3 separate regions of the Homo sapiens genome follow, and regions 1 and 3 are each linked to region 2. A link is a loop called in an ENCODE intact Hi-C map of the cell type or tissue named here. Cell type or tissue: breast epithelium. All regions are shown on one strand.

Region 1 (4,000 bases), 97 kb after region 2:
TCATAGAGTGTATTTACACAAACCTACATGGTATACGGCCTACTACACACCTATGGCTGGGCTACAAACCTGTACAGAATGTTATTGTCCTGAATACTGTAGGTAGCTGTAGCACAGTGGTAAATATTTGTGTACCTAAACATATTTAAACACAGAAAAGGTACAGTGAAAATATGGCATAAATGATAAAAACGATTTACCTGTACAGAGCATTTACCATGAATGGAGCTTACAGGACTGGAAGCTGTTCTGGGTGGGTGAGTGAGTGAGCGGTGAGTGAATGTGAAGGCCTGAGACATTGCCGTACACTACTGCAGACTTCATAAACACTGTACACTTAGGCTACACTACATTTGTAAAAAATTGTTTTTCTGGCTGGGCGCAGTGGCTCACGCCTGTAATCCCAGCACTTTGGGAGGCCGAGGCGGGCGGATCACGAGGTCAGGAGATCAAGACCATCCTGGCTAACACGGTGAAACCCCATCTCTATGAAAAATACAAAAAATGAGCCAGGAATAGTGGCGGGAGCCTGTAGTCCCAGCTACTGGGGAGGCTGAGGCAGGAGAATGGCGTGAACCCGGGAGGCGGAGCTTGCAGCGAGCCGAGATTGCGCCACTGCACTCCAGCCTGGGCGACGGAGCGAGACTCTGTCTCAAAAAAAAAAAAACAAAACAAAACAAAAACAAAACAAAACAAAACCAAAAAAACACACAACTTTTTTTCTTTTTCTTTTTTTTTTTTTTTAAGACAGAGTCTCGCTCTGTCGCCCAGGCTGGAGTGCAGTGACGCAGACAGGGCCCCTGCAACCTCTGCCTCCCCAGTTGAAGCGATTCTCCTTCCTCAGGCTCCTGAGTAGCTGGGATTACAGGTGCACACCACTATGCCCCGCTAATTTTTGTATTTTTGGTAGACATGGCGATTCAACACGTTGGCCGGGCTGGTCTCGAACTCCTGACCTCAGATGATCTACCTGCCTCAGCCTCCCAAAGTGCTGGGATTACAGGCATGAGCCACCACGCCCAGCCCCACAATGCCTTTCTCTGTATACCTCTTGAAAGACTTGCCTGAGGCTGTTTTATGGCTCATTTTTTTATAACTAGAAGGAGTATACCACAAAATAACAATAAAATGTACAGTAGAGCGAATGCACAAGCCAGTAACTTAGTTGTTTACCATCAAGTCTTATGCACTGTGCATACTGTAGGTGCTGTGCTTTTGCACGACTGGCAGTGCGAGAGGTTTACACCAGCACCACCACCAACACCTGAGCAATGCATTGCACTATGACATCTCTACAGCTATGGCATGAGTAGGTGACAGGAATTTTTCAGCTCCATTATGATCTTATGGGACCACCATCACACACCGACCACGTCACTATGCAGTGCATGGCTGTTATCTGTTTACATGTTTATCTTCTCTGTCCTTACCTGAACTTAGGAATATGAAAACAGATTTTAACTACTGTGGTCGTTGCTCTATCTCCTGCACCTAGAACAGCTCCAGAAACACAAGAGGCTTTCAATAAAGAGGCACAAAAGAATCATGAGGCTGGCCCAGCATGAAATAAGTGACCACTGATGCTGGTGTCATAATAAATGTTCACCTTCACCCCACTCTTGGGGGTCACTCTTACCCCAAGCCCACCTAGGCCATGTTCGGGGTCTGATATCAAACTGTCTGGTTTGCTCAGCCAGGCTTGGTGTTCCCTTTTAAATAAAAACAAAAAGCGCCACCCTCTTCTTCTGCCCAGCATGCCCGGCCTGTGGAGGCCAACAAGCTGGAAGCCGCACACAGAAGAAGGAAGTCCTGGTGGCTCTGGGCGGCAGGAGGGGCGCCCAGGCCTGGTTGCCAGGTAACCCCGATCATTCACAAACACGGGGTAATGCGGATCCCACAAGGAGAGGGCTGGGTGTTTACTCAGACATCTTATCTACTGGGCTCGCCTGCCAGTGTTTGCACCTTGCTTTCAAAGGACAAAGTACCTGGTGGCGGGGTTGGGGAGGTGACGCTGAAGGGAACAAAGTCAGGATGGCTGCAGGCGGGAGGAACAGTGGGCCTACTGTGCGCAGCCACTCTCAACACATTTTATGCCAAGCTCCTGGCATTGGGGACTGAAATGAGACAATCCAAGAAAAGCTTCCTGGGGTGCCAAGCAGCAAATACTCACAGCTGCCGCAGCTGTGTTCATTCCAAGATGTGCTCAGGACAACTTTCCCAGCAGCCTGCCTGGCTGGCCTGCCTCCTCCCCACGCCTCCTGTCTTTCCTTCTGCCCCTTGCTCACTCCAAGCCAGGCTGTCTCCACCTGGGCACTGTTGACATTTGGGGCTAGGTCATCTCTGCGGTGTCCTGTGTGTGGCAGGGCACTGAGCAGTATCCCTGGTCTCTACATGCTGTTAGTGGAAATGTAAAATGTGGCAGCCACTATGGAAAATAATCTGGCAGGTCCCCAAAAACTTAACCGGAGAAGAGCTGTATCATCCAGACGTTCCATTTCCAGGTACAGACCCAAAAGAATGGGAAGCTTGGTCTGTGTGTGATACCTGTAAACCTACGTTCACTGCAGCACTATCTGTAACGGCCGAGAGGCGGAAGCAGCCTCGTGTCTGCTGATGGAGGGATGGAGAAGCACGGCCTGCATTCACCGCAGCACTATCTCTAACGGCCGAGAGGTGGAAGCAACCTCGTGTCCTCTGATGGACGGACGGATGGAGAAGCATGGTGCAGCATACACAGACAATGGAATATTGCCATAAAAGAGAAAGAAATTCTGACACATGCTACAATATGAAAGAATCTTAAGAACATGACGCCTAGTGAAATAAGCCAACCACAAAGGATAAATATTGCGTGACTGCATTTACAAGAAGTACTTAGAGCAGTCAAATTCGTAGAGACAGAGCATAGAATGGTAGGTGTCAGGGGCTCGGGGAGGGGAATGGGGAGTTAGTGTTTAACAGGGACAGAGTCTCTGTCTGATAAGATGAAAAGAGTTCTGAAGATGGAGGGTAGTGATGGTTGCACAATGGGAATGTACTTAATGCCACCGAACTGTATGTTAAAAACACCTCCGATTTGGTGAATTTGATGTTATGTGTATTTCACCACAATTGTCTTGTTTTTTGAGACAGGTTCTTGATCTGTCAACCAGGCTGGAGTGGAGTAGCAACATCATAGCTCATTGTAGCCTTGAACTAGGCGATCCTCCCACCTTGGCCTCCTGAGTAGCGGGGACCACAGATGTGCACCACCATGCCTGGCTAATTAAAAACATTTTTTCTGTAGAAACGAGGTCTCACTGTGCTGCCTAGTCCTCCCATTTTTATTTATTTTTATTTTATTTTTGGATTTGTTAGCATGATTTAATCAATTATTCCACATTATAAACATATATTAAATTATCACATTATACTCCATAAATATGTAATACATACAACTATTGTTTGTCAATTAGAAAAAAAGAACGAAGAGGCTGCCAACAAGATGGTAAGTACACAGTAATAAGTGAATTCAACCAACATGAGTGAATTCAACCAACATCAGTAAATTCAACCAACATCAGTAAATTCAACCAACATCAGTAAATTCAACCAACACGAGTGAATTCAACCAACATGCATTTGGCATTGACATGGCCTTGGCCTTCATGGAGCTTCATGATCTCGTGGGGGAGGTGGCTTCTCATTTTTAAATTAAACTTTTCATTTGAAAGTACTTTTGGATTTACCGAAAAGCTGAAAAGACAGTAGAGAGGATTCTGGTAGCCCTCTCACCCAGCTTCCCTTGGTGTTGACACCTTTCAGACCATGGAACATTTTCGTCACAAGCAAGAAACCATCATTGGTCTCTGATGCTGAACTAACCCGGACACTTTGCGTGAACTTCACCAGTTTTTCCCAAGTGTCCTTTTCCCGTCCCTGGATCCCATCCAGGGCACCACATGACATTGAGTCATCGCGCCTCCTTGGCCTCCCTGGTCTGGGACAGTTTACGCTTTCC
Region 2 (4,000 bases):
TGGTTTTGGGGCAGGGAGAACTGAGTTCTTGTCCCTGTTTCGGGGCTTGAGTTATGTGACCTTGAGTGAGTCGAGTCTAGGGGAGACTCAGTTCCTGCTTCGGTCAACAGGGCTTCCAGTAACCTCAATAGGCTATTGGGAGAGGATCTGGCCCTCGTCAAAGTGAAACTGCTTAGAAGCCAGAAGGCAGGTTCATAATAAGTATGTAAAGAAACAGACCTTTCAAGAGTCCTAATCTGTGCCAGGCAGCCTTTTAGGAGTAACACGTATATGATTTCAGTGCTTCTCAAACTAAGTTCCCAAGGAACATGAAGTTCCGTGAGTGGGCCCGAGATGTTTTAGCTGAATTCAAATTCTAGCAACTGACTTGCAAAAACATAATTAGGTTGAATGGATTACATTTGCTGAAATTTTAGGGGTCCTGTTTCCTTCCCAATCTGGACTTTTCTTAAATAATTGGTAACTGTTACAGGTTGAACATCCCTTACTGAAAATGCTTGGGAACATGTGTTTTGGATTTCCATTTTTTTTTTTTAAATTTTGGAATATCTGCATTATACTTAACCAGTTGAGCAACCTAGTCTGAGAATGCAAAACCTGAAACTCTCCAATGAACGTTTCCTTTGAGTGTCATGTTGATGCTCAGAAAGTTTCGGACTTTTGGCCAGGCATGGTGGCTCCCATGCCTGTAATCCCAGCACTTTGGGAGGCTGAGGAGTGTGGATTGCTTGAGGCCAGGGGTTCAAGATCAGCCTGGCCAACATGGTGAAACCCCGTCTCTACAAAAAATACAAAAATTATCTGGGCATGGTACTCGCTACTCGGGAGGCTGAGGCAGGAGAAGCATTTGAATCCAAAAGGCGGAGGCTGCAGTGAGCTGAGATTGTGCCACCACACTCCAGCCTGGGCGACAGAGCGAGACTGTCTCTAAAAAAGAAAGTTTTGGACTTTGGAGCATTTCAGGTTTCACGATTAGAGATGCTCGACCTGTGCCGCCATCTGTGAGTACTTGAACAAGGAAAGAGACGGCTGTGCCATAAACAAGGAATCACAGGAAAACTCAGAAGTGCCCGCCCTTCTTTCTTGCTAGTTTCGTGGTGTGTTCTGCTTTGCTTGTCTGTTTTGGTGGACACACAGTGGTGCCAATTCGTATTTCCTAAAAGAGCCACATTGGCTGCTTGTAAAGAGACCTCTCATTTGAACAGTGTTGGCAAGATCGATTGTTCTGGTTCTAGACAGAGCCCCATGGCTCCCACCACCTGGACAGGCTTAAGGCATATGGGGGTATCTAATGTGTTTACAGAAGCCAAGGCAAAAGAAAAGCTTGCGAGCTATGAATTTGCTTTTGCCCAATAAGCTGGCTCCCGAGGGCTGCGGGAGGCCGTGAAGCCAGGTCAGCATCTGAATGAACAACATGAGTCTCTACCGGTCCCCATGAGACGTCCTGACCTAGGTGAGGTTGGACCCAAGATACCTAGAATGCAGGCATGTGAAAGGATGTTTTTTGGATCTGAACACGCTTTTTTTCTTTAGTGGATATGAGTGGAGTTTGAGCAGCCTGTTTATGGTAGATTATTAACTATCAGTCATTTTTCAGCTTCGGGGAGAAGCCTGGCCTTGGTCTCTCCTTATGACTGCTGAGCTCTCTATGCCTCAGGCACTGTGTAAGAGCTTTGTTTTGCTCATGCCACCAATTTCTTTTGATTATGACAGGTTCTCTACTATCCCATTGACTGATCAGCTGCCTAAGACTGACGGGATGCAGTGACTAGCAGGCGCAGGGTAATAGGGGCTGCAGTGAGGATATGAACCCGTCTGTCCTTACTCTAAAGTCTATATTTCCTGCCACTGAGCTACAGTGCTCCACCACCCATCCAAGAAGCAGTTCCTTATTTTGGGCTGCCAAGGGCAGCTCGACACATCCATCCCTCGCCGCCACCCACGCACCTTTCCAGGAAGGCTTTGGCGACCACGGACATCATTTCCTTTGTCCCAGTCACAGGACAGCCCATGCATTCTACAGGGAGCCTTCTCTCCCCCAGGGCCATTTTCCACCCCTGGTAGAGCATGTCCACCAATAGCCACTGCATTAGAGGGAACACCTGACTCTCGAGCTAAGCGGCCACTTTACACGCAACTCAACAAAGGCCTGGGAGGGTGGGGACAGCCAGCTTTGCTTTGCTGGTGGACGGACAGTTCTTTCTCGGAACTGTTTTGCGTCCTTAGCAGCTCCCTCCACGATGCCCCTCTGCCTGCTCCCTCCAGATCCTTCCACCTTCTGGTTGGTCTGGTGATGCCTGGAACCTCTCCAGAGGAGGCCTTGCAAACAACTTGGGCAAACAGAACAGAGAAACAACCCAGCCCCAAAACAGGGCACGGAGGTCGAAGGCAGATGTTTGTTTTTCCAGCTACTAGCTCCAGACCCCTGGCTGAAGGTGCTTACGGGGTTCAGACCACAGACATCTCCTATGACAATGAAAATGTGGCCATGTATCAAAGGCCCTTGCAAGTTAGGCACAGTGCCAAGCACTTTATGCATATGAGAGGATCGCATCTTCAATTCTGTGAAATAGGTACTCGTCTCAGACCCAATTTACAGAAAACAACTGGGCACAGAAAGGCCTAGCAACTTGTCCAAGGCCACCCAGCTACTGAGGGCAGGACAAGGTCCTTCCGACCCTACAACACGGTTTCTCACTCTTCATCTCCATAGTTACATACTTGCCAGAAAGTCTCTACCAACCCGGGTTTATCTCACATCTATGTGCAGGGGCATAAGCTTCATCACTGGGCAGACCCGGGCGAGGGTCCTGGCCCAACACTTAATCTGACTGGCCCTGTGTAAGCTACTTAACCTCTCAGCACCCCTGGTTACTCCTCTATACATTTTAATACTTACCTTGCAGGGTCCTTGGGAGAAACTGGGGAGGTCTAAGGGCCATCAAACTGACCACTGCAGAGCATGCATGAGTGGATGCCGGGTCAGGCAGCCTGGGCTGGAGTCCCAGCTCTGTCCCTAAATGTCAGCTCTCTTCAGTAAAGTAGGGTGAGTAATGCTGACTCCTTGCCTGACACAGTAGCTTCAAAGCACATGGAAACTTCTTCCATTTTCCTACTTTAAATATCTTTATTCCTCCATCCTAGCACTTAAGGGTCAGCTGCCTTTGAGATTTTTACTTTAAAGCCCAAGAAGCACCCTCAGCCAGGTGTCTGGTCCTAGGTGTGGTGGCTCATGCCTATAATCCCAGCACTTTGGGAGGCCAAGGTGGGAGGATCACTTGAGCCCAGGAGTTTGAGACCAACCTGGGCAACACAGTGAGACCCCATTGTTAATAATAATAATAATAATAATAAAGCCCAAGGAGGGATGTGAAGGCCAACAGTCATGCGGTCACCTGAAGCACATCTGAGAGGGGAAAAAAAATCTTGCCCGAGGCCGGCAATGGGGCACGTCTGCTGCCCTCAGCACTGCCCTGATTTAATAAGGGTGTGGTGGTGGTTGAGCCTGGTGGCGCTGAAGTGGTGGCCAAGTTGGTCTCAAAAGCGCTTGGCAACTCTAAGGTGGAACTTCTAGCTCCATTACAAACTTGCCACGTGAGTTGGGCAGGTCACTCAGTATCACTGGGCCTCAATTTCCTCATCTGTGAAGTGAAGACAGAAAGGCCCATCTTTCAGAGAGAATGTGAGTTTTAAAAGAGAGGCTGTCTCACTTTGGGAGGCCAAGGCAGATGGACCATTTGAAGTCAGGAGTTCAAGACCAGCCTGGCCAACACGGTGAAACCTTGTCTCTACTAAAAATACAAAAATTAGCTGGGCATGGTGGCGCACGCCTGTAATCTCAGCTACTTGGGAGGCTGTGGCAGGAGAACGGCTTGAACCCAGGAGGCGGAGGTTGCAGTGAGCCGTCACGCCACTGCACTCCAGATTGGGTGGCACCTGGCACCTGCCTGGCTTACTACAGGTGAGCAGGGACCCCTTCTCCAGATGAGAAGTCTGCACC
Region 3 (4,000 bases), 1.9 Mb after region 2:
CATTCCACATAAAAATTTCATAAGGTAGATATTTCTCTAGTTTCCATATAATTGATGAGGAAATGGAAGAATAGGGCATTTAAGTGGATGATCCAAAGCCACTCAGCTATCTCAAAGGTTGAAATAAGATCAAATAAGACGCATGTAAAATCTTTGGCGCAGGACTGGTCCTACTAAGCACCTGATAAATGTCAGAGGTTGCTATTATTATTACATCACTCTTGTCAACTTAGCCATCTTTTTCTTAGCTAAATATACTCTAAAAGAAATAGGTACATACAGGGTAACCATATCTTTTTTTCTTAAAATGTAACAGAAATAAATCTATTAAGTTTTGCATGTAATTTTGACCTCACAATACACACATACGTACACACACACACACAAATGCACGCATACCCACACAACTAATCTTGCTCATAACTCTGTATTTTATAAAATGTGCAAAGCATTGCTTTTAATGGCAAAAAACTGCAATTACTTTTGCACCAACCTAATATCAAAAACACGTAGAGAATCCATTCTCTGTATAGGGAGATGTACATATATAAGACCACATAAAACTATTGCAATACACACCCTCGAGAAATGACATCATGGTACTCACAGTGGAGAACAAAAATCCATATGCTATAGTGACTCTCTTCCAAAGAGTACAGTATAGAAGGTAGGGGACATGAGTTACTGTACAGTGGGAAAACCTGGCAAACAATACTTCAGCCAGGTAATCCAGGTCAATGGCAACAATTTCAAATCATGTTGATAGTATGTGCCCTTGATGTGGTGTGATGAGAAGGGCATTTTACCTCTGGAGTCTTTCTCCCAAGATCCCTTAAATGCAGTTCAATCATGAGAAAGTCATCAGAAAAAATTCCAGTGGTGGGACATTTAGAAAATAACTGGCCAGTATGTCTCAAAACTGTCAATGTCATCAAAAGCAAGGAAAGTCTGAGAACCTGTCCCAGCTCATAGTAGTCTAAGGAGATACAGCAACTAACTGGAATGTAGAATATTGGATTGGATCCTGGAATAGAGAAAGGATATTAGGGGAAAAAACATGGAAATCTGAATAAATTAGGGACTTTAGTTAATAACAATGTATTGATATCAGTTTGCTGATTGTAACAGATGCGCCACACTAATATATTAATAATGAAAACTGTGTGCAGGGGGAGGGAAACAGGTAATATGAGAACTCACTACTATCTGCCCAATTTTTCGGTAAATCTAAAACTGTTCTTAGTTTATTAATAAAAAATATAAAAATAAATTTTTAATAAACTTCAAGAATGCGTATAGCAAACAGAGGCCTGCCTTACTGCCCACATGCCAAGCTCTCACTACCATGACCAGGTTAAAGGGGGGCCCCAGCCAGCCAAATGTTCAGGAGGAGAGTTCTTTTGCATGTTCATTCACTCCCTGAGACTGGAGCCCATCTGGCCAGTAGGAGCATCCGTAACCTAAGGGTACCTTTGACATTGGAAGTCCCCAGAGCAAATCTTGGTACCTTCTGAGGAAGGCGGTCCTTTAAGGACAATGCTGGGGACATAGTGAATCCATGACTTCCAAAATCAAGTCTGTGTCCTTTGGTCAAACCTCCCTTCTCCATTTCTAAGTAGGTTGGAGAGGCTGAGAAAAGAGGCAACACTCACTTATGCATTGAAGTATCCTAAAAATATGTATTAACTGGTAACCCTGTGTCAGTCTCTGATCAGAGCAAGTGCCTCGCTTCAGGGAGCTTAAAGTCTCCTGAAAAAGAACAGGGAGGTGGCCCTAATACAAGGTAACACCAAAGCTCTGCCTTATAAAAGACCCCAAGACAATGATCTGTGAAGGGCAGGACGGGATTATAAATCCCCATGTGCACTAAAGGGAAGGGTCTAGAAGGTCAATGTTTAGATATGAGGTCGCAGTGGTGCACAGACCTGGAGTCTCTCCCATGAGCTTGCAGCCCTCTTTCTATTTGCCTTGTCCCGTCTTTCCGGGATAAAGGCAAGCCTAAATTCAACATTTAAGAGAACAAAAGAGAAGCAGTGTGACCCAGAGACTACAAATGTTTTTCTTAAGCAACCACAAGGGACAGGCTGTTTGGTGAGCACACTCACCAGATGGCTGGGGCTCGTCAGCTGCTTCCAATCAAATCTTGCACCACTGAGTTGGTGCATCCCACACACTCAGCAAGATTCTGCTGAGGTGGGGGGGAAAAACACCCTATTTTCTCCATACCTAGAAAGTGTGCTCTTGGGGTTTGCAGGGCAGAATCCAAAACTAACAAGAAAGTATCAGGAGAAGGCAAAAGGAAACTGAAGACAGCACCCTGTTCTGGGCCATGTGTTTTGGTTTAAGTTTATGATTTTGGAGTAAAGGCAAGGAGAGAAACTGGTTCTTCAAGTCTGTGTGGGCAGAGAGAGGCAAGAAAGGGTTGGAAGAGGAGATGGAGGGAGCTGGCTGGGAAGAGATTAATGAGAAAGAGGGAACAAGAAAGAAATTAGAACATCTAAAGATAATTTGCAAAGATCACAAGGTGCAGAAGCTCAATTTATGACGATTAATATTATTTTGTAAATTAGATCTTCTTTACTTAATTTCAGATATGGAGAAAAACAAAGGCTGAATTTATTCATTTATATATAAATATGAATGTTGTACATATGGATATATATTCACATGTGTGCATATAAATATGCAAACATACAAGTATATACACACATATATATAAAATAGGAATTTTGGAAAACGCACCTTAGTGGAAATTTTAAAATATATATCCAATACCCTACCTCCTTAAAGACCAGAATGTTTCCTTTTAAAGAAATGACTGTTAGAACAAATGTTCTTCCATGAAGGGGTTTCAGTGAGGAATGAGATGCAATTCTAATCATTGAATATGATGATGTTTGACTTTTAGCACCTCCCTGTCCATGCATCCACAACAAAATATAGCTCCTGAGTTTAACCTATAACCTAGACAGCACATTGGGCTTTGGAACACAGAACTCCCACAAAGATTCCAGTAGAAACAAGTGGACATTAAAATGCTGCCTCTAACAGACACTCCCTCTCAATCTGTCTCCTTCTCAATCTGAATGATGAGCTTTTCAGATTTTTCCTAGAAACAGAACATCTTTTCGGGCACCGGAACGATGCTTGCTGAATTGGACACCCCTACATAGTTCATAGGCTCTAAAACACAGGGAATTGCAAAAACACCCAGGTTTGCTGAGGACATTCAGTGTCATGTAGGTATGCACACCTTGCCACGTCCTGGGGCCACCAGGCTTGTTCATACCTGCTTATCCTTCCAAGATGCAAAGCAGGCAGATCTGTCCCTACGAGACACTTACATAAAAGAAAACGCCACACTCTACCTGGAACAGAACACATGCCCCATCCCAAGCTATTCCAGACAGCAGGGATGGAAGAGGCCTTATTGGAGTTCAACAAAAGGCTTAGTTTTTGCCTTCTTCTCCTTTTCCTCCACTAAATCACGGGAATATAAAAATTAAGCCGAGCAATCTCTTACAAATGCAAATAAAAATTATCACTTAGATTATATACCTCCTGCTATCCAATGCTTCTTCCAAGCCCAGTATAAAAGCACCATCAGACAGGATTTGAGCACTGGACATGCTAAGGTTGAAAGTGTCTTAGTATGGCCGGACACAGTGACTCACACCAGTATTCCCGACACTTTGGGAGGCCAAGGTGGCTGGATTACCCGAGGTCAGGAGTTTGAGACCAGCTTGTTCAACATGGTGAAATCCCGTCTCTACTAAAAATACAAAAATTAGCCAGGTGTGATGGCAGGCTCCTGGTAATCCCAGCTACTCAGGAGACTGAGGCCTAAGAATCGCTTGAACCCAGGAGGAGGAGGTTGCAGTGAGCCGAGATGGCACCACTGCACTCTAGCCTGGACAGCAAGAGCAAAACTCCATCTCGAAAAAAAAAATTGTCTTAGTATGAACTGGACACTTGTATGTATGAACTGGAATATTAAACT

Evidence for each region. Peaks named below come from ENCODE experiments on the same cell type or tissue, not always from the same donor. Only the 100,000 strongest peaks of a DNase experiment are listed, where the experiment ranks them.
Region 1: it touches region 2 in a loop (6-fold over the local background); 1 of 110 quality-filtered maps calls a loop at or near these places.
Region 3: it touches region 2 in a loop (15-fold over the local background); 1 of 110 quality-filtered maps calls a loop at or near these places.

What each region holds. Positions count from the first base shown.
Region 1 is chr16:81,556,891-81,560,890 of GRCh38, reverse strand. The region is part of intron 1 of CMIP (c-Maf inducing protein); the gene reads right to left. Among named protein-coding and RNA genes, the nearest start is that of MIR7854, 25 kb to the right of the region's middle. RefSeq lists a silencer at 1,753-2,047. In breast epithelium, a CTCF peak has its summit at 1,926; a DNase peak (open chromatin) is centred at 1,850; H3K27ac peaks cover 1,368 bases.
Region 2 is chr16:81,653,586-81,657,585 of GRCh38, reverse strand. The region is part of intron 4 of CMIP (c-Maf inducing protein); the gene reads right to left. Among named protein-coding and RNA genes, the nearest start is that of MIR6504, 44 kb to the right of the region's middle. RefSeq lists an enhancer at 3,431-4,000. In breast epithelium, no CTCF peak of the experiment used is centred here; a DNase peak (open chromatin) is centred at 1,957; H3K27ac peaks cover 741 bases.
Region 3 is chr16:79,774,801-79,778,800 of GRCh38, reverse strand. The region is part of intron 1 of LINC01229 (long intergenic non-protein coding RNA 1229); the gene reads right to left. Among named protein-coding and RNA genes, the nearest start is that of MAFTRR, 6.3 kb to the right of the region's middle. In breast epithelium, a CTCF peak has its summit at 2,091; DNase peaks (open chromatin) are centred at 2,110 and 3,270; H3K4me3 peaks cover 347 bases; H3K27ac peaks cover 2,245 bases.